4 separate regions of the Homo sapiens genome follow, and all the other regions are linked to region 1. Evidence: chromatin loops called from intact Hi-C (ENCODE). Cell type or tissue: heart left ventricle. All regions are shown on one strand. Each heading gives the region's core, and the rest is flanking DNA. Links, peaks and the distances in the headings are about the cores only. Region 1 overlaps GALNT18 (polypeptide N-acetylgalactosaminyltransferase 18). Region 2 overlaps GALNT18 (polypeptide N-acetylgalactosaminyltransferase 18). Region 3 has its middle 78 kb from the start of LINC02752. Region 4 overlaps GALNT18 (polypeptide N-acetylgalactosaminyltransferase 18).

Region 1 (7,363 bases), core at 1,552-6,551:
AGCTGTTTGCTCAGCCTCTTCCCCTGCCCTGACTTGCTTCCCTCACTTGCTGGCCAGGATTCCTCAAGGGCCCTTCCTCGGCAAAGTGTTTATTTAAGAATCAGGAATCTCCATCTCATGCTCCACCTTGAGAGAGCATCTCTAATATTGTCCCATGCCAAGATAATGTGAGCAGTTCCAGGCTGAGCAGGTGAGAGATTTGCTGTAGAAGGATGGCCGTCTGCCCCAGTTGGCCTTTCAGTGCCAAAACAGGCACTGTTCTGAGCAGACCAAGAAGATGGGTCACCCTATGTATCAGCATCTCAATCAGGATGCATTGAGCTCCCGTGGAGCCCAGAGCTGTACTAGATTCTGTGGGAGCCTAAAAGAAGCAGGAGAACATGTCTTTCATGAAATTCAAGGCTTATAATAAGCAAGGGCTTATTTCTGCAAACCTTGCCCTCTGTCCTGGGGATTTCAGTTCTAGTATATTCAGATCACTCCTCGTGTGTAGACAGCGGGAAAAAAATGTTGTCCAGGCTGGAAGGCAGTGGTGACCACAGCTCACTGCAACCTAGATCTCCTGGGCTCAAGTGGTCCTCTCACCTTAACCTCCCGAGTAGCTGGGATTGCAGGCATGCACCACCACACCCAGCTAATTTATTTTTGTTTATTTAGAAACAGGGTCTTGCTGTGTTGCCCAGGATGATCTCTAACTTCTGGGCTCAAGTGATCCTCCCTCCTCAGCTTCCCAAAGTGCTGGGATTACAGGCATGAGCCACTGCACCCAGCCTCCACTAAGTTCTATGAACCTGCCAAGGGCTGTGGCACCCAGGAGGCATTGACAGAGTCAAGCCAGGACCCCACTGTCTCTAACATGTCCTAGCAGGAGGCTGTCTTGGAGGGTGCCAGTGTATAGTTCCCTATGTATACTGGGGAGGGCTTGAGAGATGTTGTCTCAGTGACAGCTAACAGCTTGGGTTAAGTAAGGGTCACCCAGGCCTTTTCACTTGAAGCACCAAGGGCTGCTGCATTTCTGGAGACGCAGTAAGACAGGAGACAGGAGCCACCAGTTCTGAGCCATAAAATTAGACAGCCATCGTTCAACTAAAATTCCAGACCCAGGGGAAAATGCCTCTTAGTGTGCATATTATCTGCAGCAAAGCAAAGCAGACTTTCAGGTGTGTCATTGAAAACTGCAGGGGTGAGAAATCTTGAGAAAGTTTTAGCAAGCAAAGGATGGTAAATGGAAATTAATTATACAGTGCCCCTGATTGCTCATTTAAGACATGTAAAAATACCACCGATGTGCCCTTTAATTCATTTGCTGTCTTTATTATTTGAGTATAATGAACATAAAAATGTGTTAGGGCTTTTCCTAGGTTTGCTTCTGAACTCACTTCCCTTCCCCCCAATATTCCACACAATCTTCAATCCCCCGACCGCAGGATCTGATGGCAGGGTGCTGGCAAGGAGCAGGTGGCACTCTCAAAGTGGGTAATTTGAGCAGTTTCATCAAGAGATGAGTGTAGAGGTGTGAGCAGGATGCAAGGAAGCTGCCAGGAGGGACAGCACAAGACCCTGGGGCTAGAAACAGCAGGAATCCCTCCTACTCCAGGCCTGAAGGGAGAGAGGACACAGGGAAACAGGAGCCAGCACAGGGAGTCCTTGACAGGGAGAGGCTGGGAGATTAAACACCCTCTCTCTGAGTTTCCCACTGTCTCTGATCCTCCCCTGTGGGAGGGCCAGGGAGCCCCGTCCAGAGAGACAAAGAAGGGTGGGGAGAGGCGGAGGGTGCCCAGCCCATGCTGTTGTCTTGGCTGATAGTGCTGCAGGGCGTAACCCTGGTAGTGCAGGGAGCTTTGAGTTAACTTCTAGTTGCTCCAATGGAGTTTAAGGTTTAGCTATGGACCTGTCACTGTGTATTAATCTTTGTTTACATAGATAGCAGGGATAGAGGTGACCTCAGACAAGACAGACAGAAGTCAGCCCACAGAGGAAAGAAGACCTGAGACTCACATAGCAGAGGGGACTCAGGACTTGGTCCAGTCCCCTTATTAGTTCCCCGTTCCAACTCACATAGTAATTTGGGGACAAAGCTAGAACCAAGGACAACATTGAATAAAATGCAGGGCACAATGACTGTCTTTAGAAAGGGCTGAGATCAGAGATTCCTGCATGGAGCTGCCTCTAGTGACTGGGGAGAGCATGGAGCTGGGGTGGGGGTGGGCAGAGAGGATACGGGGAGTTATCTGGGTACAGATGTATCATGGGGCTTCACTTTGGGGAACCGGGGTCCCCTAGAGGACCTGGCTGAGCACAGGAAGGCTGGCTTGTGGTGAAGATAGAGATCTGACGAGTCCCAGGACTGTGGCCGGGTGGAGTCCCAAACTCTCTCCAGGCCTTGCCCTTTAGCCAGACCAGACTGTGCAGAGAGCAGAGGCGGCTTTGATTCTGGGACCTGCTGGGCCTGCCCTGTGGGAGGACAGGGATACAGACTGCCTTTAGGGAGTTCACGCACTAGGAACCCAGACACTGACTGAGTTTCCTTCCCAGGATTTGAGCTGCTGACCCTGAGCAGGGAGCTGGGGAGAAGAGCATCCTGGCTGCCCCCATGAGCCAGTAGCTAGAAGCAGGTGGGCAGAAGGCCACCAGCCACCAGCCTCCCACGCCTCAGCAGGGAGTGGCATCTGTTGGTAGCATTTGGAAGGAAATGCTGGTTTCACCTCTAGCCTGTGGTACCAGGGCTGTTTTTAATTAAAGACACATTCCCTTGAAAAATACATCGTGACACCTCAATGCCTCACCACCACGTCAAAGTTGGAGGAGTTGGTGATTAGGACGCACATATGTGTCTGTGGGTTGCTGCTGTTTTGCCTTTTGGAGCCTGATCATCTGGGCTCACGTGTCAGCCTTGAGAACAGCCTAGGAATGTAGTTTTTCACTGACCCAAATCAAGTGGTTCCTTTGCAGAGCACTGCTCTGACCCTGGCCCTGTGCCATATATACTCATCCTGTGTCTTCAAGGAACTTATGGTCAGGGGTGAGGGTGGAGGCTCCAGACGCCATGGAAACTGACTTGGGCCCAGTAGGGGCTGTTAGCATGTCAGATCAGCACTGGGTCCTAGCAAAAATAGACCTTCCCTCCTGCCTACGATGCAGGTGTGGGTGCCTTGCCAGTTCCCCACAGAGACTGAGGGGGCAGCCTCTTTTCCTTTATATAAGAAACATTTGTTTAAGTGGGAGAGTAGGAGTCACAACAGGTGACCCCAAAGAGACGGCGACTCTTGGAAGGCAGGAATGCGACTTGGTGTGCATATGCCTCCTCTGCCCGACTCACCTTCTTCCAGAGTCTTCTCTGCATAAATCTTGGGTGCTCTCTGATCTGTTCATTGAGAGGAACATTCCCCTAGGCCACATGGCGGTATATTCCTTTTTTTTTTTTTTTTTTTTTTTTTTGAGATGAAGTCTTGCTCTGTCACTCAGGCTGGAGTGCTGTGCCACGATCTTGGCTCACTGCAGCCTCTGCCTCCCGGCAAGCAATTTTCCGGCCTCAGCCTCCCAAGTAGCTGGGATTGTACAGGCGCCCGACCCCAAACCCGGCTAATTTTTGTATTTATTAGTAGAAATGGAGTTTCACCGAGTTGACCAGGCTGGTTCAAACTCCTGACCTCAAGTGATCCGCCTGCCTTGGCCTTCCAAAGTGCTTGGATTATAGGCGTGAGCCACCACGCCTGGCCAGTAGTATATACTTTTTAATGTATGGTTTTCTGATTACTGTTTTGTATAATTTCTCTCTCTGGGCAGCTCTATTGTAAACTCCTCAGGGAGAGGGCTACATCTTAGACACAATGTTTCTTATAGGGCGCTCAGGACACACTGCTTCAAGGAGTGAATGACTGCGGGTGGGGCCTCCACTCGGTGCATCCAACAGGCAGCTGGGAGCTCTGCCCTGGCCTCCCTCCCTCTCTTCTGTGGAGCAGCCATGGCTTGCCGCTCTTTACTCCTGCTGCTCGTAATCCCAGGGGATCTGGTCCCTTTTCCTTTAGCTTTCCAAACCTTTGTTTGGCCATGCTCCCTCTTCTCCTTTGCCCTCCTTTTAGGTTTATTAAGTTCAGTGGCCAAATAAAGTTTTGCAGCTCCCTTGTCCTGCAGTGCCTCCTGACTGTCTGGGATAACACGGTTACTGGGAATATCTCCTCTCCTGTCCCCTAAATCATCTGGCAGCATTGGCTGGCTACATCATGCAGCTGACTTTGAGAACACTCCGCAGTGCTGTTTCTGAATAATAATAAATGGGGCTGAAGCCCAGTGGCCTTTGCTATTTATCTCTGGCTCTGCAGAACAGAGACGTGTGTGCTGAAGTGGCACAGGCTGTGTCTCAGCGGTGGTGGCTCTCTCAGGGGAAGGCAGCTTCCCTAATTGCCTCTTCATTGCAGAAGTGGCCTGGTCTGTTTCCTCAAGGGAATGTTTGCTAATCTGATTGGAGGGTGCTTTCAGCGATTCAGCACCAGCCTTTTGCCTGGTCTGTCAGAAAGCCACACGATTGCAAAGAAGGATGACTGTCAGCTGGACACGCCAACCTTTAAAACCAGCCCCTGCCATCCACAGCCATCCTCAGGCACTCCTCCCCTTTACGGCCTTGGCCTGAACACATTGTCTCTGCCTATGACGTGTAAAATCCCAGCTTGTTCCCAAGTCCTGGGCTTGGCAATCTGCTGGTTTAAATCCATTAGGCTCAGTACTTTGGCAATGAGCTTGCTTCCTCCCTGAACTGAGTAGGTTCTTTCTCCACTTAGGCTATTCTAAGCTGTCCTAAGGAAGGCCTCCTCCTGGTCCAACCTGGCCCCGAGACCCTCACCTCAGTGCAAACCCTCCAGGGATAATATTCCTCCTGGCCTCACCCTCTTGCAAAGAACCTGAAGACCCACACCTATGGGGCAAGGCCTTGGGCTTTCTTCCAAAAGGGCGGGGATGGGAACATCCACTGGCCAAGGACATGACCCTGGACTATATTTGACTTTGATAATTCCCATGTCCTTTCTGTTCTGCTGGCTTTTATCTCAGGCATCTCCCATGTATTCTGATTATCATATTTGTTTTGATGACTGTGATTCCAGAATATGGCTTTGGCCACATTTTGAAATTATTTTGGTATACTGCCCCGACTTGTATGGCATTTTAACCCTCTGGGTCCCTGGTGTTCAACTTTGCCTTTATTGTACTGCAATGGCAACTGGGAACCATCCCTTCCTTTCAACATGGCTGAAATAGTACATAAATGTCGAACCATTTCTGCAAGCGACTTTGGAGATGGACAGGGGGCTGGAAATATCAGCGTTTTGTGATACTTACCAGCTTTCAGTTCATTTAGTATAAAAAGTTAGCCCTATGGAGACAGAATATTTCAACCTTTAACTGTAATTTGATAGTTGTCACCAGATACCAAGGTGGAAAACCAGAAAAGGTACAATAAACAGCTGAGCTGAGTCATTACAACAGACTCTTATCTTGTAGAAACTGCAGACATTATGATGATTATCCTCCTACCTACCAAAGGAGGGTTGTCTACAACAGCCCTGGCAGCCACTAACCCAGGCTATATGCTTAGCCCATAGTAGGTGCTTGGAAAATATGGCTATTATTTTAAAATTCAATGACATACAATTGCTCTCACAGATATATTTTTATTAAGATGATGATATAAGTTACACAGTTCACAAGGAGAAAATCACAATAGGGAGATACACTGTGGGGGAATGTTTATCCTCATGTAGCTGTTTGGGACTCTCCGATCTCTCTGCTATGAACCTCCGTGAGATGAGATGTGAGGCTTCTGGTCCAGCAGGACTGCCGACACCTTGCTTGTTGTAGAGGACCATGTTGAAGGTGCTAAAAATCAAATTAGGACTAGTGCAGCAGTAAGGCTGCCTGCAGCAAGAAAGACATGCAGAATATAGGCATAGCATGGAAGGATCACACACCCATATGTCCTCCTTGCCACATAGAACTCTTACCCATCGCTGCATGAGTAATCTTGACTTTTCTCACTCTCAGGAAACGTGAACTTGCTCTCTTCCATCTGATAGCTTCTAGGCATTGAAAAGATATCTCCCAGCTTGCAGATTGGACAAAAGGCGCCCTCAGAGGGCCCCCACTTGTGGTCTGCATTCGGCGCGTCTCTCTAACTTTCCTAAGGAGAAAATGTGATCCTTTCCTGTGTTCTGAGACTTGCCCCTGACAAAGAGCCCTCTTGCTTCTATGTGGTTCTCTTTGCTCTAAATCCAAAAGCCCATGGAAGAAGAGACCTTGAACCCCAGACTCATGTGCACAAGTACCCTCCTCCTCCAAGTCAGTGAAAATCTGCGACACCCTTCCACCTCCATCTCATTCCTTCCAAAGTCTAGCCACTTCAAATTCACTTTGAAAAGGATTATTTTAACTCGTCTCTGTGGAGGAGATAACCATGGTCTTAATTTTGTCTTAAAAACAATATAAGTGTAGTGGGAATAAAACCAAATGATTTTTAACAGTGATGCCGTGGTTTTCTCATGAGTCTCCTTCACAGCCTAGAAATCTAAAACTAAGGGAGGGAAGAGGAGCTGTCTCCTGTATCCACCTTGCCCTGACCACCCACACCCCACATTGCCTCCCATTACCCAGCACAGAGTGGAGAGAAATAAGAGTGGAGGCCATTGACTCAGGTTGCCACGGCCGGGGCTCAAGGCACAGAAGTGTCAGGTAACTGAGTCTGACTTCTCTAAGGTACAAGAAGGTGTCTGGCCACCTGACATACAGTTATGTGGGAGAATAGGAAGGAGAAACACAGAGCACAGCAAAGCAGCTCTGTTGCTTCATCTGTTCCCCCATGACAGGCGGGACCCCTTTCATGCTCTGCTCTAGGAAACATGATTGGCCTGGGTGGCCATGGGCTGGGAGTGGAGTCCGGGTCTGCTGAGGTCTGGGTTAGGTGTGGCTGGGGCATGTTCAAGTTGAGGCCAGGTGGTGGTGAAATCATAGCTGATGGAGTCGCCAGGGTATGGTCAGGGTCTGTGCGGGGCTGGAGCCGGGAGGAAGGTTGAGGTCAAAAGGATGTTAAGGTTGAGATGAAGTCAGAGTTAGGTTGAAATGAGAGTTGAGACAGAGAGAGTCCCATTTGAATGAGAATATGGCTGCGGGCAGTAAAGCTTGAGAGGAATTCCAGAACGCAGGGTGGGGCGGAGGGCTTAGGTTTGGATGGAGCCGTGGTTCAGATACACTCAGACATTTTCCTCCCACGTGACTCTCCTTACTTCTATAACATGGAATGTTTGGCTCACTCCCTGGGCGCCGTTTGATCCTTAACTCCTTCCGGGCCAGGGCTTACATCAGCCTTTGAGTGCTT
Region 2 (7,363 bases), core at 1,592-6,591, 130 kb before region 1:
AGGCTGCAAGTGCCGGACTGGCATCGGGGTCCCCTGTGCAGCTCCGTCTCCCCTCATTTCCCATTGGTACTGGAAATCCAGGTGCCCTTTACCCCTGCAAGGCACTGTGTCTGGAAACTGTATATCACACTTGTGTAAAGCAAATTCCAGTTTGCCTTTGAGTTCCTTTATTGTCTGAGAGCCCCTTTCTTCTTTATTTCTGATCGATCTGCTTTTGACAGCAGTTTCCAACACTTTGGTACTAAGGTTTTGTTTTGTTTTCCTTTGCTTTCTAAGACGCAGCCACAGCCTTTTTTCCAGTCTTTGGGCAAAGTCTTTCATGGCCAGTAAATAAACTTAAGTGATTGAGATGGACCCATTAGCTTGCAGGTGAGAAGCGGGGTGCATGGAACCCTCCGCAGCCTCCCAAGTGGGCAGTTTCCCTCTGTGTTCCCAGCAATTCAACATCATGATTGTTTCGCTCTTTCATGTTCACAGTGGGGTCTCTGGGGTCTTCTGAAGGGCAGGGGTGAATCTCCTCCTGGGTTTGGCTCGTGTCTATAGTTGCCTTGCCTGTGGTTTTCCTGCAGGAGGTTGTGGGCAGCGAGGTGTTCAGGACAGCTCTCTGGAAGGGTGGCCAGGCCAAAGGAAAGCGACCTGCTCACTCTTCAGGAGAGGCCTCTGGGCTTGGCTTGTGCCCTAGGCTCACATAGAAAGTTGCAGAAGGAGAGGGTGGTCTGAGCATCTGTCTCTGGGAGGCTTGGCTGAAGGGAAGACTGTGGGGGAGGCAGTGTGGCTTCAAGGCTACTAGCCATGCTTTGGGGCAGCAGAGGTGTGGGTGCTGGGAAGGGCGCCTTACTGGCACCGGGCCCTTGAGAGGGAGCCTTGGATATCAGATCTGAGGGCAGAGCCCTGTGCCCCAGATGCGTTTGCCCTCAGCACTGGACCTGCACAAAGCAGGTGCACCATTCCCATTTGTTCAGCGACTGAATTAACTCATTCAGCAGACATTAGTGCCTGCTCCCTGCCAGGCACTCCTCTAGCCCAAAGATGTCACAGAGAACAAGATAGTTAGGTCCCTGCTCTGGATATGCCCACATCCTGGGACTGAGTGAAAAGGGAGGCCCACGGCACCCAGGGATCTGGGGGGCACCTCTGTTGACAAAGCATCTTTTACTGGGATCTCTGAAGGTTTGGGTGGGAGGCCAGGCAGTGCTGTGCAGATGGGAACCACAGCCATGAAGTTAAAGGAGGCAGCAGCAGGAGTAAGGAGATCAGCGGGCCTGCGATGTGCAGGCCCTGGGGCCAGGTGCTTCCCAGATGGCGCCTCACTTAATCCTTCCAAAGGCCCAGTGAGGCCCTGTTAAGGTCCCCATTTACTGACTGGGAAACCAGAGCTCCGGGAGGCACCTCTAGGAAGGGAGGACTCACTATCAGGTCAGCCTGTGCTTCATCCCCAGATAGGAGCTGCTGACGAGGCCCCTGAGAGGAGTGCCGCGAGCTCCAGGGCTATCGGGTTGTTGGTGCAAGCAGGGAAAAGTTCACACTAGTTGCTGAGGCCACAGGGTGCTTGTGGTATGCTGGTCTCTCCCACCCTGCAGGCCCAGGCCTCTGGGAGCTGGAGTCAGCCCAGCATGTTGGCTGGTGTCCACGTCTGGGGACAGACACCCCGGGTGGCTCAGCTGAAATGAACATGCGGCAGAAAGAGCAGCCCTCCTCCAGCTGCTCCCTGCCAAGTAAAGGACACCCTGGCCTTAGTGAGTGGCCTTCCCAGCCCCATCATAGCCCTGGGGATGGTGGTGGCAGGGCGGGCTGTTCGCAACACTGACCTTGAGCTCAGAACCAGAAAGGTCAAGGTGTCAGATTGGGTTTGAATTCTGTCTCTGCTGCTTGCTTTTTGTGTAATCCTTAGCTAGTCACCCACTCTTCCAGCCTGAATTTCACCCTCTGCAAAACAAGGTCGATGATAACTCCAGCACAGAGGTGTGATAAGAGTTAACATAAATAAGATTAGTAAAACACTCAGCAGTGTCTGGCATGTAGTAAGTGCTCGGTAATTGGTAGTTATCATTATTGTTGTTATTATATTATAGTTGTATTAGATTAAAATTGGCCATGGAACTGGGCTGGGCTGTAACTCATCCTTTATTCGGAGGCCAGGTCATATTTCCCAAGGATGCACAGTGCACAGATTCTCACAGCAAATAGAGCCATCAGATTTTTAGGGCAGAGAATTCCAAACTTCGTTGTAATCCAAATATCTGAGAAGCTTGTTAAAAATTCAGGGTTTTGGGTTATGCTCCCTTTTATTCCTTCCTGAGAGATTCTGATCATGCGTCCAGGGTGAGGTCCTAAATCAACATTTTTAATAAAATCCTGAGATGGTTCTGTTGTGGCAAGTCCAAGGACTGGGTTTTGGGAAACAGTGTTTTATAACCTGCTTCCTCCAGACCCAGTCAGCTTAGGGATGACTTTCTCCATGGCTGGGCTATTTCTGTCTAATCACTAGGGCCTGTAGTCTTCAGTGAAGCTCCTGTTCTCTGGGCAGCCCTGGAGACACACGGACATATCCTTTCTTCTCAGCTCCCTGTCTAGACACCATGCAGACCTACAAAATCTTTTCTCCTTATAAAACATGATTGCCTGTATCCTGGTGACCACATTTTCTAAATTCTCCAAAGAATTATGGTTAAAGGATTTTTTTTTCCCTGACTTGTGTATTCATCTTAAAAGCCTTACAAAGGTAAAGCAATATATTTATCTTTATTTGTATATTGAACAGATTCCTAGGAAATACAGAGTAGGGTAGCACAGTGGTTAAAAATGCAGACTGACTCACAGCTCCACCCCGATTAACTGTGTGACTTTAGGCAAGCTGGATGACCTCTCAGTGCCTCAGTTCCCTCATGTTTGGAACAGGACTAACAGCAGTGCCTCTCCCATAGAATTATTATGAAGATCAGCAGAGTTGATCTGGATAAAGCACTTGCAACAGTGTCTGATCCATAGTGAGCAGTATATTCATTTTTATATAAAACATAAAACATTCTGCTCACTGTGCAGAGTAAAAATGTAACTGCGTGAGATGGCCTGGACAAATCCAGGAAGAACCAGCACCACACATACTTCAGGAAATTAAATAAGAAACTTAGGTAGTGGTGCTGCCTGGCTTTGGCCAAGCCCTGTTCTTTTTTGCCTTAACATTCTGCCTTGAAGCACCACTTTATGAAGCTCTGGTCATTGTTTTTGCAAAGCAGGAATGCACAAGGCATAACAGTGGTGTGCACCTACCACATGTGAAGCTGAACGTCATTTTGCTAAACGCAATTAGCAGAGTCTGTAAGTCCTTCTCTTTAGAGACTCATTCTGGCTGTGATCTATGTAAGTGGCATGCAGGGACCAGGAGGTTTTTTTTTTTTTGTCTCAATTTTCATTTCTAAGATACGGAGTTGCTAAAGGTCTTGGCGGGTTTCATCGACTACAGAGCTGTAGAGGAAGAAGCTGATGTCAGGAAGGGAGAAGTTATCAGAGGCCAGAATAGCAGCATCTGATCAGATCCTAGTGAGGTGTAAGGAGGGGAAGCCCTGGTTTCCTCCCTCTTGCCTTCCTCTGAGGGTCCAGAGCCACCTTGACTGTCTTGGGAGGCAGGATAGAAACCTGGCTTAGCACTGGGGCTTTAGAGCAGACAGACCTAGTTGAACAGCCTGGCCCTGGACCTACCAGTTGTGTGATCTTGGAAACTTCGTTTGCTAACCAGTCCAGTCCTATTCTGTAAAATACAGATAATGTTAGTACCTATGTCACTGAGCTGTTGGATTGAGTTCAGTGAGGAAATGTATACAAAGTGCCTGGAGCTCAATAAATGAAATATTTTATTATTAGTATTGCTGAGTGGTCTTTTCCATGTGTCCAATTTAGCCCAAGGTCTTGATAATTTCATGTCATTTCCTGTACAGGCCCCTTAAAACTATAGTCAGGAATAGCTGGAGAGAGAACCTAGGTTGAAAGATCTGCTTGCTTAGACTAAACCATGAATTACTGTGTACGTGTTTGGATGGGAAATGGGTGGAGGACTTGGACCTCCGTGGATAGGGACCACCCTCTACATGGGAAAGGCCCTCTTGTGATTTCACACAGCTTCTCTGGGGGCTCCAGAGGCAGTTACAGGAAGTGAGGAACAGGCAGGAAAGCACGTCTAGCCAGCAGGCCACTGTGAGGCCCCAGGGAGCAGGACAAACATGGCATACAACAGTCCCCAGGGCAGATGCAGGAGGAAGGTGGGAGCCTGGCAGGAAATGCATTTACTGGGTAGGCTGCAGCTGAAAGCACCATCACTCCCTGGAGGAAGTCACAGGATCTAGGCAGGCGGGCAAACCTAGCAGGGATTGGCTGTGGAAGCTCGGCCGGCTGGGTGGTCAGAAGGTCTGGCCAACGGCATCTGAGCCCAGCCTGTGGGCTGGGGACAGGGCAGGGTTCTCTTCCCTGGGAAGGAGCTGGCATGAGCTTAGTAGCCCTTTTGTGGAAAATGGAGCCCATGAGAACCAGGAGTCAGCCCTAGGACATCAGAACTTGGCCTCCATGGACAATAAGGGCAGCACAGAAAAGAATAATACTGGAGGTTGCATCTATTACTTTGCTATGTGCTTCAAATCACATTATTTCAAATAATCTTCACACCAACTCAATGCAGAAAATGTTATCACCATGTTACTGTGTAAACTGAGGCTCATCTAAGTTAACTGACTTGCCTTGTGTTGCAGAGCTGCTCAGTGGCAGAACCAGGGGTCACCATGTCTGCTCATTCAGTATCTCACGCTTTTACCCATGGTACCAGAGTGCCCTGGTCTCCAACTGGCCGGGGGCCAGGGTCTGCCTCACCAGCAGCTGTTCACACTCATTCTTTTTGTATTATGTAAAAAGCACTGCACTGTGGGCTGAGAGCCATGCAGATACTCCACGGGACTTTGGAAGGGATCTGATGAAGCTCCTTATTCAATTTCCTCAATTTAAAGACAAGGAAATGGTGGTTCAGAGAGGCTAACAGCTTTGCCTGTGGTCACTCAGCAAGACAGTAGTGGAGCCAGGACCCGAACAAGGTCTGCTGGCTCCCTGCCCCATGGCGTCCCCACTGCATTGTGCCGTTTTCCTCCCGTGCTGCAGGGGACATGAGCAGACTGCTGCATGCTGCATGTACTGCTGCTGCTGCACCAGGAACATCAACAGAATCCAGCATTTAAAGGCCACCAGCATACCTCGCAGGACAGGTGGCAGGAGAAATTTGTGTCTGCAGTTGTATTTGTAAACACAGCGTGGAGAATATATCAAGAATCCAGCAAGAACTGCACAGGTTCTATTTGTCTGCTAAATAGAATGAAGTAAGTGCCAATGGAAAATGGATTGAGGAAAAGGTGGAAGTTTTCAAGTCACATAGAATGGCAGGAGGGGTGGTAATCTGACGTCTTGGGCAAGGATAGACCTGTATCTCAGTGTGTATGTCTGTAGCTCTGGCTCAGCTATTGCTGTCTCATCTGTCTCCCTGGCTGGCTAAGCATCTTGAGGACAAGACTGTGTTATATTCACTTTTGCATCAGCAGCATCCAGCACAGGGTCTGGCATGGAGTTGGCATTGAGCAAATGTCTGTTGACTGACTAATTGAAACCCATTACTCAAGATAAGAGTGAGACAAAATGGCTGGTGAGTAGCTCATTCTCCTTTCATATTATGCCTACCATGGGCTAATACTTCCTCCTTCAGAGGGTTCTGGCAGATCTCATGGTCATTGTGTGTCTCTTTGAATATCAGCCTCCCTCAGGGGCCATCAGGTTGGCGATAGGAGTCACCATTGGAGTTTGTTAGTTCTGACCAGCTGTGGTCAAAGGCGTGAACCTATTACCCATGGCTAAGGGCCTGGACACCAAAGTCTGGTTGCCCTAGTTCAAGTCTTGGCTTCATCACTTTCCATGACCTTGGGCAAGCCACTCGACCTCTATAAGCCTCAGTTTCCTGATCTGTGACGTAGGGGTGCTAGCATGGGGTGTGATGAGGCTGCGTGAGATGATGCATAGTGCTGGCACATAGCAACACAGCTCAATCCATGTTAGGTCTTGTACTATAATTCCCGAGGGGCTGGGGTACATGACAGACCCAGCCCTACTCCATCTGCCAGGCAGGCAGTAAGCAAGTCATGGCCCCATGCCACGTCACCTTTGTTTAGAAGCACAAAGGAGAGCAGGAGATAATGAGGCAGAGAAACGAGGCATCTACTCGGAATGGCACTGGGAGAAAATACCAGATACACAGACATGCACCAGGGCAGGCCAATGATTGGATAACATTTTCATTCTGTTTCTTTTATCCATAACTTAGTTATTTAAAGTGCAGGAAAAAAAGCCAGAATACACTGTTTCGTTTGTACAAATAAGGATTATAAATAGCTGTTGTGGAGAGGAGGTAAAGTAGGAGGCAGTGTGGAGAGAGTGGGGTGCCATGGTTAGCCCTGACTCAGTGCCGTAGGGGCCCAGGTCCTGTTGATCTGGAGATGGTACATGTGTCTGTCTCTGAGCGAACGTCGCCTCACTCCTGGTGGCTCCTTAGGGAGACGTATGTGGATAAAGAGCACTGTGGCATTGGAACAGGCTTGGAGGGCGTTAGCATCAGTAGGTATGGCAAAAACAGTAGGATTTGGAACAAGGCAGACCTGGGTACCTGGGTTTGGATCCTGGCTTCCTCATTGACCAGCTGTGAGACTGCTGGCAAGTTGGCTGAGCTCAGCTTCTTCTCTGTAGCCTGCAGGTGATGACAGATCACTAATAGGGCGCCCTGAGGATGAAACAAGCTAAAGAAGCTACCTCATTCCTGGTAGCAGTTCAACAGAACAGGAGTTCATTGCCAGCTTTGGCACAATGGGCAGGTATCTCTGAGGCCAGACAGCTGTAACATTTTCTGGGTTCTGGAGATTACCTAAGGGCTGGGGAGTAACATGGATGGGGGTGGGCAGGGCAATGCACTGGTTACTATGAGGGGGCAGGTGTGCCCAGACCCCACTTTGAGCTCTGAACAGGTCTCAAACTTTGAGCCATCTGACCTTCCAAAGAATTATGACAGTAATTATTATTATGGCAATTATGTAGCACCCTTATTGCCATCTAGTTAATTACCTGGCATTTTAGTTTCCATCAGCAGCATAGACTGTCTGCAAATTATCTGCTGTTGAGTGCTTGCCCTGGCCTTGCCAAGAGAGTAGGCTGAGGGATGAGCTCAGTCTTTCTGAGGCTCCAATTCTCAACCATGCGTCAGTCAGAAAGCACTTGTCCTGGAATTTAATATCATGCATGGCTTTGACCAAGGGTCAGCCTTGAAGCAGCTCAGCGGGAAGCCCTCTGT
Region 3 (7,363 bases), core at 945-5,944, 370 kb after region 1:
CTTGGCCAGTATTCGTGTTCCCTGGCCCTTCAATCCACTATCCCGTACCCCTGCCACGCCCTCCAGCCCTCTCACTGCTCATGGCATCAGCCCTGAACTGTGTGTCCTGCTCCACGGCCTTTATCCCATCCTGTTCTTCACTTCTGCTGTTTACAGGCCTCATTGTTCATTCTCCTGTTTCTGACTTCATCCATCTCTCCAGAAGCGACACGCAAGACTACCATCTCACTGAGTCCTGGGCTCCCCCGCCACATCCTCCAATCCAGCTCCTCCCTCCAACCATGCTGCCTCATTTGCTGCTTTGAGTTAATGACATGCCAGTGGCCCCCCAATCTCCAAACTCCATAGGTCACTCACTACACAGCTCACTGGGCCCATCAGTGCCACCCGGACAGTCCATAAACTCTTCTGACTGCACCCATTCTCTCTACACTTTCAGGGAGTTGCAGAACGTCAGAGTGAGAACTGTCCTGCCTCTGCTGATGGATATTAGTCCTAGGCTCCAAGAGAGCCTCCATCCAAGGAGTCTAACAGATAAAGCCTCCACCGTGCCCATCAGCATGGACTAACTGAGGCCTGGCCCAACAGAAGTCAGGAATGATAGGGACAATGGGCTTCTATTCATACATTTACAGAAGCAGCCAGACATGTTCTAATAATTCCCCTGAGTTATCTTTCACCCCAGGTTAGCTGTCTTGGTGGGGGTTAGGACAGAGACATTGGCCTCTAACCCTTTGCAGAACTTAGGACAGAGGCTTTGGGGATGGGATGGGGACCCCATCTAGGGACATTAAGCTCGGGTGAGTCATCCAGCCCCAGAATGAGAAGTCCATTTTCAGACTTAAAAGAGCCTCTTCAGCGCTAACCAAAGAGACAAGCAGCCCCTGGTTGAAAATAAACAATTGTTAGGGCTAGATGCCTTGTACTTGTGTGTTCTGTTTCTCATTTTTAAAAAATGCAAAGTGACTCAATAATTTATATTAGAAACTATGATAACACAGGCCAAAAGGAAAGGGAATAAAAAGTAAGCATTCTTCTAGGAGAAAAACATAAACAAAGCAACATAAAAAGCAAGTTGGCTTTTGAAGCCAGCCATGACTGTGAGGAAGTTTGCCCTTCCTCCTGCCATGGTACTCCTTTGGGAAGCTTCTGTCTTCTGGACGGAAAGGGAAAAGGTCTTTGGGTAGCCACTATGGGGAAGGTGTTGTGCTGGGTGTATAATCCCGACAGTGCTGAGCAATAAGCATTTCTGTTTCCATCTCACTGATTTAGTACTGAAGCTTGAGGAGGTCATGTGGCTTGACCATTGTCACCTGGTAAAATGAGAAGGAGCCAGCACATGAACCCACATCTGTCTGGCTCCAAATCTCCTGCTTCTTATTTAACTCTTTGCTGCCTCTGGTACAAATCAGAATACCTAATTCTCCCTTCCCACAAGAGCCCTTCACAGTTTCAAAAACAACCGCCAGCTCCCCTCCTCTTCCCTGCTTCCAGACCAATGTTTCGCAGCCCAAATAGTCCCAGTCCTGCATCAGTCAGCATGACATGGCTTCATATCTTTGCATCTTTCTTCTCTGAATATGTTCCAATTTGCCCAAATCCCCTTAAACATGTGAGGCCCAGAAGTGGACATGGATTTTCAGATCTGGACTGATGGGCTGACCAAAGCAAAGCCTGCAGGGATTATCTTCCCCTTTGATCTGGAATCGAAGCTGACGGTAGCACAATTTAGGATAGATTCATTAGCTTTGCTGACAGCCACAACACATAGCTGGCTCATAATGAGTGTTCACTCAGCTAAAGCTCCCCAGAGCTTTGCACCCTGGCCTCTGCTAAGCCAGCTTTCCTCGTCCTACACTTGAGCAATTTGTTGTTTGGAGCCTTCATTCAGGATTTTCTCATTATTGATTTCAGTTCCACTCAACAAACACCTGCTGAGCTAGGCACAAGCGCAGGTTGCTGGGGAGCTGGGAGGCGCAGGCACCATTGAGCTCTGCACTGCTATTTTCTACCCCTAGCCCTGCTCAGAGTTCCTCTGGGCTCCCCTGCATCCCCGCTCTGAGGGCCTGGCACACACTGCACTCTTCTCCCAACAGTTCCTTTTGCCTTCCTCAAGAGCAGAGCCACACCTTGAAAATTGCCAGGTCCCTGGAGTAGTTTTTGAGTGACCAGAGCTGTGCCAAGCAGGGTATTTTTGTTAGTGAGTGAGCAGCTGCCCAGAACATTTCAGGAGATGATTTACTCCTTCTCTCAGAGCTGCTTATACCAGAGCTCTCTGTTCCTATCACAGCCTGTACCTCCCATGAAAACCCTGTCACAGTTTCTGATCTGAGAGGAGCCTGTTTGCCTGAAGGAAGAAAAATTCTCTGTTTCTTTCTGCCAGGTTTTCTCGCTTGTCCAGGATGTGTCCCCCTGGCCTGGAAATGGGGGTGGAAGTGTAGGGGCTATTAGCTGACCCCAGCCTGGATCCTGCCCAGCAGTTTGTCTGCAGCTGGAGGGGCCATGTCCTTGGCCCCTACCCTCTGACAAGCTGATAGTGCCTGGGCTTAGTTATGAAGCATTCAACCCCATGAGGCCGGGAGACCGTAGGATAATTCTGGCCCTTTCCAATTCCTTGACCCAAAGCTTGCATTTTAGCTAAAATGTCTTGCAACTTGGTTTGGTGCAAATGGTGGCTGCATGGTATTGTGACAAGAGCTCTAAGCTGGGAGCCAGAGACCTGGGTCTGGGTTCAAACTCTACCACTCACCAGCTATGTGACCTGGGTCTGGGCCTCAGTTTCCTCATCTGCCACAAGAGGGCTGACATATAGACTCTCCAAAGGCTCTTAACGTTGCAGTATTATCTAGTAGTGTGGGTTGTGAGCATGGCTAAGGAGCCAGAGTGCCTGGGTTCACCCCAGCTGTGGCATTTACCAGCTGAGTGACCTGAGGCAAGTTACTTAGGTTATTTAAACCTTACTTCCCTCATCTGTCCATGGGGATAATACTAGTACTTACCTCCTAGGATTCTTATGAGGATTAAAGAAGCACAAAAGTGCTTACAGTGGTGCCAGGCACATAGTAAATGTGCAATAGCTGTGGTAGTGTTCTTGTTTTTATCACTAAGTACCAAGCTGAGTCTAGCCTTAGCTATCAGGGATGGGGCTTCCTGTAGAAGCAGCTGTACTGGCAGCATTGTGTCTTCCTTCATCCTGACAGAGTCTGTGAAGTCAGTTACTACAACAGGAAAACCAGTGACCTCAGAACCAAAGTTCACTTGAAGCCCCCTCCAGCCCCAGCCTCAGCCCAGCCCAGCCCTGGACCTAGCCCAGGCCTGAGGCTTCCCAACCAGGCCCAGCCCCAAACTCCCTCCCTCCCAAGCTCAGGCAGACCCCTGGGCCTGACGGGTGGGTTAGCACACTTGGGCCCCCAAGTCCCGAATCACCAGGCGATTAAACTTGCCTTTTATTGTGGTCCTGAGGATTATAAACAAGCAGGCCTGACATACGGGTCATTCCTGAGACTCCTGCTTCATTGGCTTTAAGGCCCCCTTGGCGGTAAAGAATTTCAAAGCTGCTAACACCATAGTATATTAAAGTGGAATAAATTCCTCTGAATGGTCCTCAGGTGAGAACCAGTGCTGAGCAAATACCTCCTGGTTTCCTCTTGTAGAACCCAAGACTGACCCCTGGTGGTCTGTAAGACCTGCTGAAGCCCAGACTTCACCATGGTCATCCTTGAGAACCTTCTGTGTCTGAATCTGGTGTTCTCTCTTTCTCTCTCTCTCTCTCTCTCTCTTTCTCTCTCTCTCATCTATTAGAACTCTCTCTTTCTTTGTTCTATCAAAGAAAAGACAGAAGTCATTTCCTGAGTCCCTTGGGGGTGGGAATGGCATTGGAGGGAAAGCTTCAAAGCCAGTGCTCAAAGTAGAGTGGCAGAATATACCGTCCTGCCCTCACCCTCTGCACAGACATCAGAGTCCCACTTCTGGCACATAGCCAGGCAACCATCACTGGGCTCATGCTGCACACCCTGCTTTAAGGCCAGGACCAAAGAGCTTGGTCCCAGGCTGTGTCTACACAACCTATGCCTTCAGGGCCAGTGTCTAGACAACCTGCATCTCAATAATCCAATCTGCATACCATGCTTTTGTAACTCCTGTATGTGAAGTTCATATCTCTACAATCCAATTTCTGTACACTGTATGTCTCTTTAACATTTGTCTCTACAATGTATCTGTACACTCCATGTCTGTACAACTCCCCTGTACATAATCCTGTCCTGGGAAGCACATATCCACACAACACACTCATGCTGTCACATGGGTTTCTGCACACAACATGTCAGGGCAGAGAATGGATGACCAACCAGGAGGAGTTTTGCTTGTGGCTCATTTTGAAAAGAACGCCTTCCTCCTCAATTCATACTCCAGGATGGTGACCGCAAAAGCCATCTGGATTGTTCCTCCAGAAATGGCTCATTTATCTCAGGACTTCATAAAGAAAAGAAAAAGTTAAATGAGAAGAGCTAAAAACCTTACTGAGAAATGGCATGAAAAAGAGATTCTCTGTTATGTTTTTGAGGTAATCAAATTCACTATATTTTACTTGTAAAATAAACTTTGAAAAAAAACCTATCTCCAGCTATGCTTCTCTTTTAAAGTAGTTCACACTGTCCGTTTCTACTAATTGAGTTAATTAGCACAGTATCAGTGATGTCATCATCACAAAGGTTAAGGTTAAGGTTAAGAAGGTTAAGGTTAAGGTTAGGTAAGGTGAAGATCAAATTTCTGCAGAAAATATAGTTCACAACTTTAAACAAGATAAAAAAAGACTGTTTTCTCCAAAAAAAATGAAATATTCTTCATTACAACAAATATATTGCAATAAATGTTTCCTATAACAATTTTAGAGTCTTGAGCTTAAAACTATTATTTAAAAATTAAACTTTAAAAATGTTTAATATTAAGGGAAGGCTCTTTGTCCATTAATAAACAGACTTAGAAACTCAATTTTATGATGACAAGATATAGAATAAGCATAGATTTCACTTAAATGTTAAGGCACAAACTATCTAAATAGTTGCTAAGATTTTAGCCATCTAATCTTGTTTCTCAGTGGAATGCTGCTGGCATTTGGGGTTAAGAATATTCTCACCATGTGTCAGGTTGTCCCAGGCACTGCGGGATATTTAGCATTCTTGGTCCTGTCCACTGAGTACCAAAGACATCCCCCAGTCAGTGTGACAACCATAACCACTCCCAGACATTTTCAAACACACCCCCATGGGGTGGTACTGACCCCAATTAAGAAGTGCTGGTCTCACATGGACACAGGAAGGGGAACATCACACTCTGGGGACTGTTGTGGGGTGGGGGGAGGGGGGAGGGATAGCATTAGGAGTTATACCTAATGCTAAATGACGAGTTAATGGGTGCAGCACACCAGCATGGCACATGTATACATATGTAACTAACCTGCACATTGTGCACATGTACCCTAAAACTTAAAGTATAATAATAAAAAATTAAAAAAAAAAAAAAAAGAAGTGCTGGTCTCAACAAAACTTAATTGCTTATCCAGGACTCTACATTCTCAAAGCAGGGGTGGACAGCTCTTTAAGTTTTCCTCGAGGTTTTTGTTAAAAACCCGTAGGCTTTGGCTTTAACTTATTTTTTATTGAAACTTTTATTGAGATGATTATAAAGTCACATGCAGTTATAAGAAATAATACAGAGGGAGTCTTTGTACATTATGTCCAGCTTCCCCATGGTAACAAAATGTTTGTTTTGTTTTGCAAGACTATAGTACAATATCACTGATTGACACTGACACAATCCACACATCTTATCCTGATTTCCTACTTTACCTGTACGGATTTGTGTGTGTTTGTGGGGTGGGGGGTGTTTCACACATTGTTATCACCTGTGTTACGCTCATGCCTCCACCACACAGTGAAGACATTTCAACACCACCAGGATCCCTCATCTGACCTTTCATAATCACACCTATCTTCCTCCCACGCCAACCGCCTTCCCCTAGGTCCTAACCCTGGGCAACCACCAGTCTGTCTCCCAATTCTAAAATGCTCTCATTTCAAGAATGTTATATAAATGAAATCATGCAGTATGCAACCTCTTGGTATTAGCTTTTTCCATGCAGCAAAATTCCCTATAGATTGATCCAAATTGTTGCATATATGAGTACAGGTAGTTTGTTACTTTTACGGTTGAGTAGTATTCCATGATATGTACGTACCACAGATAGTTTAACCATTCAACTGTTGCAGGACATCTGGACTGATTCCAGTTTTTAGCTATTACAAATAAACCTGCTATAAATATCTGTGCACTGCTTACTGTAAATGTAAGCATTTCTCGGGGAGAAATGCCTGAACCTGTAATTGTTAGGTAGCATGGCAGTTGCATTTTTTTAAAAGAAACTGTTAAACTGTTTTCCAGAGCGGTTGTGCCATTATTTTGATATTATACATTCTGCCCATTTTCTTTTTTTTTTTTTTTTTCCCCCGAGACGGAGTCTCGCTCTGTCGCCCAGGCTGGAGTGCGGTGGCGCGATCTCCACTCACTGCAAGCTCCGCCCCCCAGGTTCGTGCCATTCTCCTGCCTCAGCCTCCCGAGTAGCTGGGACTACAGGCACCCGCCACCACGCCCGGCTAATTTTTTTGTATTTTTAGTAGAGACAGGGTTTCACCGTGTTAGCCAGGATGGTCTCGATCTCCTGACCTCGTGATCTGCCCGCCTCGGCCTCCGAAAGTGCTGGGATTACAGGCGTCAGCCACTGCGCTCGGTCCTTTTATGGTTGAGTAGTATTCCATGATATGTATGTACCACAGATAGTTTAACCATTCAACTGCTGCAGAACATCTGGACTGATTCCAGTTTTTAGCTATTACAAATAAAGCTGCTATAAATATCTGTGCACTGGTTTCTCTGTAAATGTTAAGTATTTCTCCGGAAGAAATGCCTGAACCTGTAACTGCTAGGTGGTATGGCAGTTGCATTTTTTTAAACAAAACTGTTAAACTGTTTTCCAGAGTGGTTGTGCCATTATTTTGATATTATACATTCTACCCATTTTCTAATCGGATAGTTTAGCTTTTTTGCTGTTGAGTTTTGAGAGTTCTTTATATACTCTAGATATTAGTCTTTTGTCAAATACGTGGTTTGCAAATAACTTTTCCCAGTCCACAGATGTTTTTTCATCCTCTTCACATGAGATTTCACAGAGCAAAAGTTAATAATTTTGATGAGATCTAATCTATCAAATTGTGCTTTTGTTGTCAAGTCTGAGCACTTTTGCCTAGCTCTAGATCCCAAAGATTTTCTTCTTTGTTTTTTCTAAAAGTTTTATAGTTTTATGTTT
Region 4 (7,363 bases), core at 1,079-6,078, 120 kb before region 1:
GTGAACACTGAAGGGCTCCACAGGTGACTTTGTCCAAGTGCTGGGCAGGTAGAATGGAGGTCAGGAGCTTGGCCTCCAGTCCCAGCTCTATGTGGTCTGGGAGGTCTGGAGAACTCCTTAGTCTTTTGCCTGCCTTTCCTTTTCCTCTAGAGGATGCCTATGGCACGCCTGTTTGGGTCCGATGGACTTCCAGAAGGGTTAATTGAAAAATGCACTCCAGATCACAAAGCTCACGGGCCTGTCCTGCCCACTGGCATTTTGAGCAGGGTCTTCCCAGAGTGCTGTGTGGATTCAGGTCCAGTTGATGTTGCCCTAATGACTGCTGACAGCACCCACAGCTTGAAGGTGTCTCCTGGGGGCAGAGACAGGGCCCCGTCAGCAGCCCAGGGAAGAGGACTGCCTTCCTGTTTGCTGTGGACAGAGGGCATTTGTTCACTTAAAAAAAATTGCCTTAAGTTATTAAGTGCATGCTAAAGATGGCAGGAATCCAGGGGCCCCTTCCCCACTCTGAGTTGCTTTAGGGCTGGAATTTGCTCGCTCCAGCCTTCCCTCCTCTCTGGCTGGCCTGGCCTCCTTACTAGAGGCATCACAAGCCGGTGCATGTGAATGAGCCTGTGTTGGGGAGGAGGGGATGGAGGGCCTGGCCCTGGGGTGCAATTAAGGCCTTGACTTCAAGCAAAGCTGCTAGGTGGGATGTCAGTATGTCTGTGACACTTGAGCTGTCTTCCAGCTGCCTTGCTCAAGCACCCTTCAGTGCTGAGGTCCAGACTCTGAAGAACTTCAGAAAGATGCAGGAATGTTTCTGTAGAATAATTCATACTGAGTATGAAAGCCAAGGAGAGTTAAACCTGGGTAAAGACATACAGTCATGTACACACTCACACACATACACACTCATACATATGTGGTCAATCTCTAAGACACTCACAGACATACACACATTCACATATAGGTACATGTGCATACGTAGGCACACACTCATATACAGTCTCTCTCTCTCTCCTTCTCCCCTCTAACATGCACGTGCACACATGTGGCAAACATGATCTACATATGTCTCTGTGTGTGTGTGTGTGTGTATATATATATATAAGGAGATTATTATAAAGAATTGGCTTACACTATTATTGAGGCGGAGAAGCCCCAAGATCTGAAATTGGTAAGCTGGAGGTCTATGGGAGGCCATGGTGTAGTTCTGAGTCTGAAGACCCGAGAATAAGGAGAGCAGATGGTGTAAGTTCCAGTCCAAAAGCTGGCAGGCTTGAGACCCAAGAAGAACAAATGTTCATTTAGAGTCTGAAAGCAGGAAGAGACCAGTGTTCCAGCCCAAACAGTCAGGTAGGAGGGGTTCACTCATTCACAGAAGGGTCAGCCTTTTGTTCTATTCAGGTAGGTCTTCAACAGATTGGATGAAGGCCACCCACATATAGTCAGTCTACTGATTCAAATGTTCATCTCATACAAAAACACCCTCAAGCATATCCAGAATAATGTTTGGCCAAATATCTGGGCACCCCATGGCCCAGACAAGTTGACACATGAAATCACATCTGGTACCTGGTGACCTCATGCATCAATGGGTATCCTGGTGAAACACAGGGAAGGCACTAGTAGTACCTCCTGGAACTTTTGGTAAACCCCTGGAATACAGAAGAGGCTGTTCTCTTTGATGGACCCTTTAGTCATTCGACCATGGAGCTAGCAAGGTGTCTTGGCCAAGACCCACACTAGCCCTGAGGGCCTCTCATAGTAGCAGAATGTCAAAACTCTGCCCATCAGCTTATCTGAAATGACACTTCTTATCTTTCACTCCTCCACTCCCTGGGTTTAACAGCAAATTTTTGCCCCATGGTTTGCACCAAAGGCTTGGGCATTATCTTTGAAACTCCCATGCCCTCTTCCCCTATATCCTTTTTGAATTGAGTCCTGCCAGTTTCTTCCTTTTTAATATTCCATTCTCAAATCTATCACTTTTCTCTCTCTACCCATTGGTATCACCCAGGTCCTAGCTCCCATCATGTCTTTCTACTTTCCTGCATCTACCTCCTTGGTGGTTCCCTTGTTCTCAGTCTTGCCCCGCATAGCCCATCATCCACATGCTTGTCAGGGAGATTTGTTAACAAAAAGATCTGACAGTATCAGTCTCTGATTAATTCCCCTTATCAGCTTCTCATTGCCTTGTAGAGTTTGCAAGCTGATTCCCTAAAGGCCAAATTCAGCTCACACTTAAAGAATCTGATTGCCTTTACAGCTGAAGGTGTGTACCTTCTGGTTTGCCACAGTCCTCACAACTCCTTACTGTCTTACACCTGCCCACTTCTCTCCTTGGTTACTTGTCTAGTCTCTGAAGTAAGAGGCCCAAACTCTTCCACACCGCATTTGAGTTCCGTCAAAATTTGGCCTTAGTTGACCTTCCTAGTTGGAATTTTAGGCAATTCTACCTAAGTACTCTGTGCTTTAGCCTTCCTAGTCTATACGTTTCCACAAACACACAATATTATTCTGCATTTCCATGCCTTTATCCATGTCATTCAGTTTGCTTGGGTGGCCTTCCTCTTTTGAACTCCTGAATAATTTCCAATTATCCTCTAAGACTCTATTCATATGTCACCTACTCTCTGCTGTCTTTCCGTAACATTCTCTAGGACTCAGTTTCCTCCTTTGTAAAATGGGGGTAATCACAGCACCTATGTGATGGAGTTGTTATGAGTATTAAATAAGATAACCCATGCTAAGTGCTTAGCACAGTATCTGGTATATCAGAAATGCTCAGCAAATATCCAGCTGCCAGCCTGCCTGGCATCTAGAGGTATTGGTGGTTTGGGCAGTGGCAGGGCCTCTGCTGTTTGTCTCCTGCTAGGGTGCCTGAGTTTAACAGTCTCTTACTATTCACAGTTTAAGAAAATAGAGAATAATTGATGTCCATCAGGCAATGAATAGAAAACAGCTCATTGCAGATGCCTGGCTTTGATGGGCTCTTCAAGACTGAGGGGAGGAATTTGTTATGCCCAGAGAGCTCTGTTCTAGAAAGCAGAACATGGAAAATAAAATCTGGCTTTATAAATACATTTAGACTTAGGGTTTTAAAAATGTATAATATATATTTAATCTTGAAGAATTTTAAATATTTCATGGGCCATTGCTCATGGCTTGGTACCTCTAATTGGTGAACCTTGGTGGCAGAGACACTGCTTTGTGGCATCTGTTTACAGTTCTGTAGAATAAAGCTCATGTGGACATTTACTTAGGAAAAATCTGTGAATTGCAGAACCACGTAAGAATAATAATTATTGTCCCTGTTTTGTACCGGAATGAGCTGACTGCATCAGCCCAGAGACTCGAAAGGCAAACAAGTATCTGCAGGGGTAAAAAGAAACACCCCAATCCAACAGCAGACCATGGGGACATTTGATCAAAAAAGTGTCTTAGATAGTGAAACATAGGTTCTGTGCCAGATTTTCTTCATGCAGAGAAAAGCTACTGTAGAAGCAGAAGCAGATGCTGCTCGTCTCCATCCTTAGTGCAGAGTTGGCAGGGGACAGGGGTTGGGGGGTGCCTTCAAGACAATGAAGACTTTTGGAAGGATCACTATGCAGGGAGTACAGACCTAGACAGGAAACATTCCTGGCCAGGAATGCCAAGGTCATTGGCAATCTGGTGTCAAGGCCTGGAGAAATGCATTTATAAATGAGAAAGCATCTTCCCTGTGTCGGGCTCCTTCAAGAGAGGGTACCCACATCAGATGATAATTGTCATAGTCTAGGTGCAAGACTCCCACAGACATTGAGGAACCTGTCCATCTTAGAGTGTGGCGTGGACTCGACTGGATTGCTGTTCACTGACAGCTGCTGTGCTCCTGCGGGAGAGTAATATTCCCCACTTTCCCTGGATTTCACACTTGGCCATGTGACTTATTTTGGCTAAATAAATGTGAGCAGAAGTGACATGTCACTTTCAGGTGGAAAATTTAAGAGCCAATATATGCTCAATGGTCAATGGTACAGGTATTCTAGCAGCTCTTTTCCCAATGTAAGGGTGACAATGATGACACAGGAGCAGAGATCCTAGGTGATCCTGATGGACGTGTAGCCTGAGATGTAGCCTTTGTGATATAAGCTACCGGTATTTGGGGTGTTTTTGTTACTGCAATATAACCAGCTCTCCCCTGACAAATACACTATATTTTTAAAAGAAATATATTTTTAAAAGAAAGAATGATGTATTTATTACTTCCATGAATAACTACATATGTTCTGGTTTTTATAGCAGAAAGACAATGAAAGAAGTAACTATACATGCCAGAAAGGGACCAGCGCTGCATTTTTAAAGGAACATCAAAGACTCCAGGAGTCTACTTGTAAGAGTCTATGAATTTATTCACAAAGTCGTGCTATTCTACCATCACACAAACAGTCTGTCACTCACAGAAATGTTTGATCCATGGCCGGGCCCATGGCTTGCGGGAAATTGTTACATGGAAAAGCCGATACTGGCTTCCCTCCCTCCACCCACATCTAACTTCCTGGTCTTCCCTGATGACATCCTGCCTTTATGGCTTTATACATCCCTGACTGCCTGCCTAAAATGCCATTGCTCTCTTTTCTTCCAACATCCTGTCCCTGAGAACGCCTAGCATACTTACAGCAAATGTCTACACTGCCTCTGGAGCCTTTCTCATACCTTTCCCCCACTCCAGGCAGATGGAAGTTTCTTCCGTGTCTTCCAATTGCCAACTGGTCACCCCCATTAGCATGTTGCAGTGACACCTCAAATGTGATATGCGTGGCCGGGCACGGTGGCTCATGAGTGTAATCCCAGCACTTTAGGAGACTGAGGCGGGCGGATCACCTGAGGTTGGGAGTTCGAGACCAGCCTGACCAACATGGAGAAACCCTGTCTCTACTAAAATTACAAAATTAGCTGGGCGTGGTGGCGGGCGCCTGTAATCCCAGCTACTCGGGAGGCTGAGGCAGGAGAATTGCTTGAACCCAGCAGGTGGAGGTTGTGGTGAGCTGAGATAGTGTCATTGAACTTCAGCCTGGGCAACAAAAGCGAAACTCCATCTCAAAAAAAAAAAAAAAAAAAGTAATATGCACAACACCAGATCATCAGCTTTCTTCAAACCTGTTCCCCTTCCTACCTCCTCCATATCCACAACTGACTCCATTCTCCATTTAGATAAAATCAGTAGCCCTGTATTCTGTGTATTACTCATTCTTCCCTGTCTCAACCTCATCCAATCAAGTCTTACCGATTTCGCCACTGAAATGTTTCGTGAACTTTTTTGCTTTTACTATCGCTGTTTCAGATAAGGACCTTATCATCTGGCACTGGTTTTCATCTAACAGTCTTTCTTATTCATTGAGCTCCCTGCTTCTCATTCACCTCCATTCTACCACTTCTAGGGTAATATTTCTATTACCCTAGAAGGTAAGGATCCAGTGGAAACTTTCAGTCATTCGCGTTTCCTTGAGAGTGATGTTTAAATTGCTAGGATGGCATTCTGGGCCTTTCGAAATCTCCTCCATTTCGTTGTTTTTCCTACCTCTCCTCCTCCCCACCCTGTCTATATTCCGGCAACACCAGAATGTATTCATGCATATATATGTATTTTTTTTCTTGCACCTCTCTGAATTTGTATATTGGTTTTTCTGCATGAAATCCCCTCCTTTCTCTTCAACCTTCTCTGATAACCCTGGACTTAGTCTTCAAGATCCAGTCTGAGTTTTGCATCCTCTGGGAGCCTCCTGGAAACCCCAGACAGAATCTCTCTCTCCTTTCCTATTGCTTCTCAGAGCTTGTGTTTATGCTTCCCTTAAAACACTTCCACTCTCTGCCAGCTATGATTCAAGAATGACACAGACAAATGTCGTGAAGGCAGAGACTGAGTCCTATTTACTTATACATTTCGTTTGTTCACTAGACAATGGTATGGACTGGTTCTCCATAAATGTGTATCAGTCTGTTTTATTGTAACAAACAGCTTCCCGCCCCCAAATCAGTGACTTAGAATAAGAAACACTTATTTCTATGCTCACATTAAAGTTGGAGACTGTGTGAGTCAGTTGTGGCTGCCACAGCTCTGCTAGGTTCTGTTCCACGTGTCTTCCCATTCTGAGGCACAGGCTGAAGGACCAATCCCTATTTGGAACACACCATTTTCCTGGAAGAGAAAACGAAAGTGAGAGCCTCCATATGCAATGGCTCCTAAAGCTTCTGCTAGGGCCTAGTTTATATCATATCCCATTGATCACAGCAAGTTACAGGTTCAAGCTCAGTGTTATTGAGAAACCATTCTCCCATAGGATGGAGGGATACTGCAAGGCAATGGTAATAAATAACTATGTGTAATATTTCACAGAGAAGGAGGGCAGATAAATGAGAATTATAATATACTCTGCTGAAATCCATGAAATTAAATAGAGTCATGCTGCTGAAAAGGATCTTGAAGAACTCCAATTTCCTCATTTGTTAGACATGTGTCATTTTGGGCCACCTAGCATCTGAGCCCACTTCTTATGTTTGGGAAATTCCCTACTTTTTGAGTCTTGGTAGGAAGAGAGGCTGATCAGAACAGGCTTCTACTAGATAAGTGATTTCTAGCCTTTCTTGGATTTAGGGCCAGGTCTATGACTTGGGCTACATCAGTCACAAGTATTTGATTTAAGACTTTGAATCAAGAGCTGGTACCTCGCACTAGCTGAAGTGCCAGGAGCCTTGAGTTCTTGGGGTGCTGGTAGCTGCAATGCAGTGCCCAGTATCCACAGTATTGGCAGTGCCCAGAGGGTCCTCTACTGAAGTAATAAGATTTGGGGTGATGTTCTTGGTGACCTGAGAGCCTGGTTCGCTACCTCTCTTGGCAATTCCATGAGCTTCCCAGTGTCCTTTAATTAATTCACTTCTGACCCATGTTAGCCAGTGCTGTTGCTGTTGCTTGCAGCCGTGTGTCCTACCTCCTTTCCCAGGGAGGCAGGGTGTACGATATTTTTTTTTTTTTTTGAGATGGAGTCTCGCTCTGTTGCCCAGGCTGGAGTGCAGTGGTGCGATCTCGGCTCACTGCAACCTCTTCCTCCCGGGTTCTCACCATTCTCCTGCCTCAGCCTCCCGAGTAGCTGGGACTACAGGAGCCCACCAACACGCCTGGCTAATTTTTTGTATTTTTAGTAGAGACGGGGTTTCACTGTGTTAGCCAAGATGGTCTCGATCTCCTGACCTCATGATCCACCCGCCTCAGCCTCCCAAAGTGGCACGGTGTAAGAATTTTAAGAGCATTAGCTTTGAAACCAGACTTCTTGAGTTTGAAGACCTCTAGAGGTAGCTCTCGGTTACCTCTGCACAGAGCAAGCAAGCTACTTAACTTCCA

The links. Peaks named below come from ENCODE experiments on the same cell type or tissue, not always from the same donor. Only the 100,000 strongest peaks of a DNase experiment are listed, where the experiment ranks them.
Region 2: a loop joins it to region 1, with 2.5 times the contacts of the local background. A loop is called at or near these places in 13 of 110 quality-filtered maps.
Region 3: a loop joins it to region 1, with 2.7 times the contacts of the local background. A loop is called at or near these places in 5 of 110 quality-filtered maps.
Region 4: it touches region 1 in a loop (2.1-fold over the local background); 14 of 110 quality-filtered maps call a loop at or near these places.

The regions. Positions count from the first base shown.
Region 1 is chr11:11,404,440-11,411,802 of GRCh38, reverse strand. The region is part of intron 3 of GALNT18 (polypeptide N-acetylgalactosaminyltransferase 18); the gene reads left to right. Among named protein-coding and RNA genes, the nearest start is that of CSNK2A3, 55 kb to the right of the region's middle. RefSeq lists enhancers at 2,436-2,937, 7,107-7,363, 6,824-7,363. In heart left ventricle, for the core only: a CTCF peak has its summit at 4,137; no DNase peak of the experiment used is centred there; H3K27ac peaks cover 883 bases.
Region 2 is chr11:11,532,688-11,540,050 of GRCh38, reverse strand. The region is part of intron 1 of GALNT18 (polypeptide N-acetylgalactosaminyltransferase 18); the gene reads left to right. Among named protein-coding and RNA genes, the nearest start is that of GALNT18-AS1, 34 kb to the left of the region's middle. RefSeq lists an enhancer at 1,134-1,962. In heart left ventricle, for the core only: CTCF peaks have their summits at 4,121 and 4,320; DNase peaks (open chromatin) are centred at 1,620, 4,314 and 4,833; H3K27ac peaks cover 4,589 bases.
Region 3 is chr11:11,033,325-11,040,687 of GRCh38, reverse strand. No RefSeq gene overlaps it. Among named protein-coding and RNA genes, the nearest start is that of LINC02752, 78 kb to the left of the region's middle. RefSeq lists enhancers at 2,844-3,344, 3,345-3,845. In heart left ventricle, for the core only: CTCF peaks have their summits at 3,467 and 3,679 (motif pointing left); no DNase peak of the experiment used is centred there.
Region 4 is chr11:11,523,355-11,530,717 of GRCh38, reverse strand. The region is part of intron 1 of GALNT18 (polypeptide N-acetylgalactosaminyltransferase 18); the gene reads left to right. Among named protein-coding and RNA genes, the nearest start is that of GALNT18-AS1, 43 kb to the left of the region's middle. In heart left ventricle, for the core only: no CTCF peak of the experiment used is centred there; no DNase peak of the experiment used is centred there.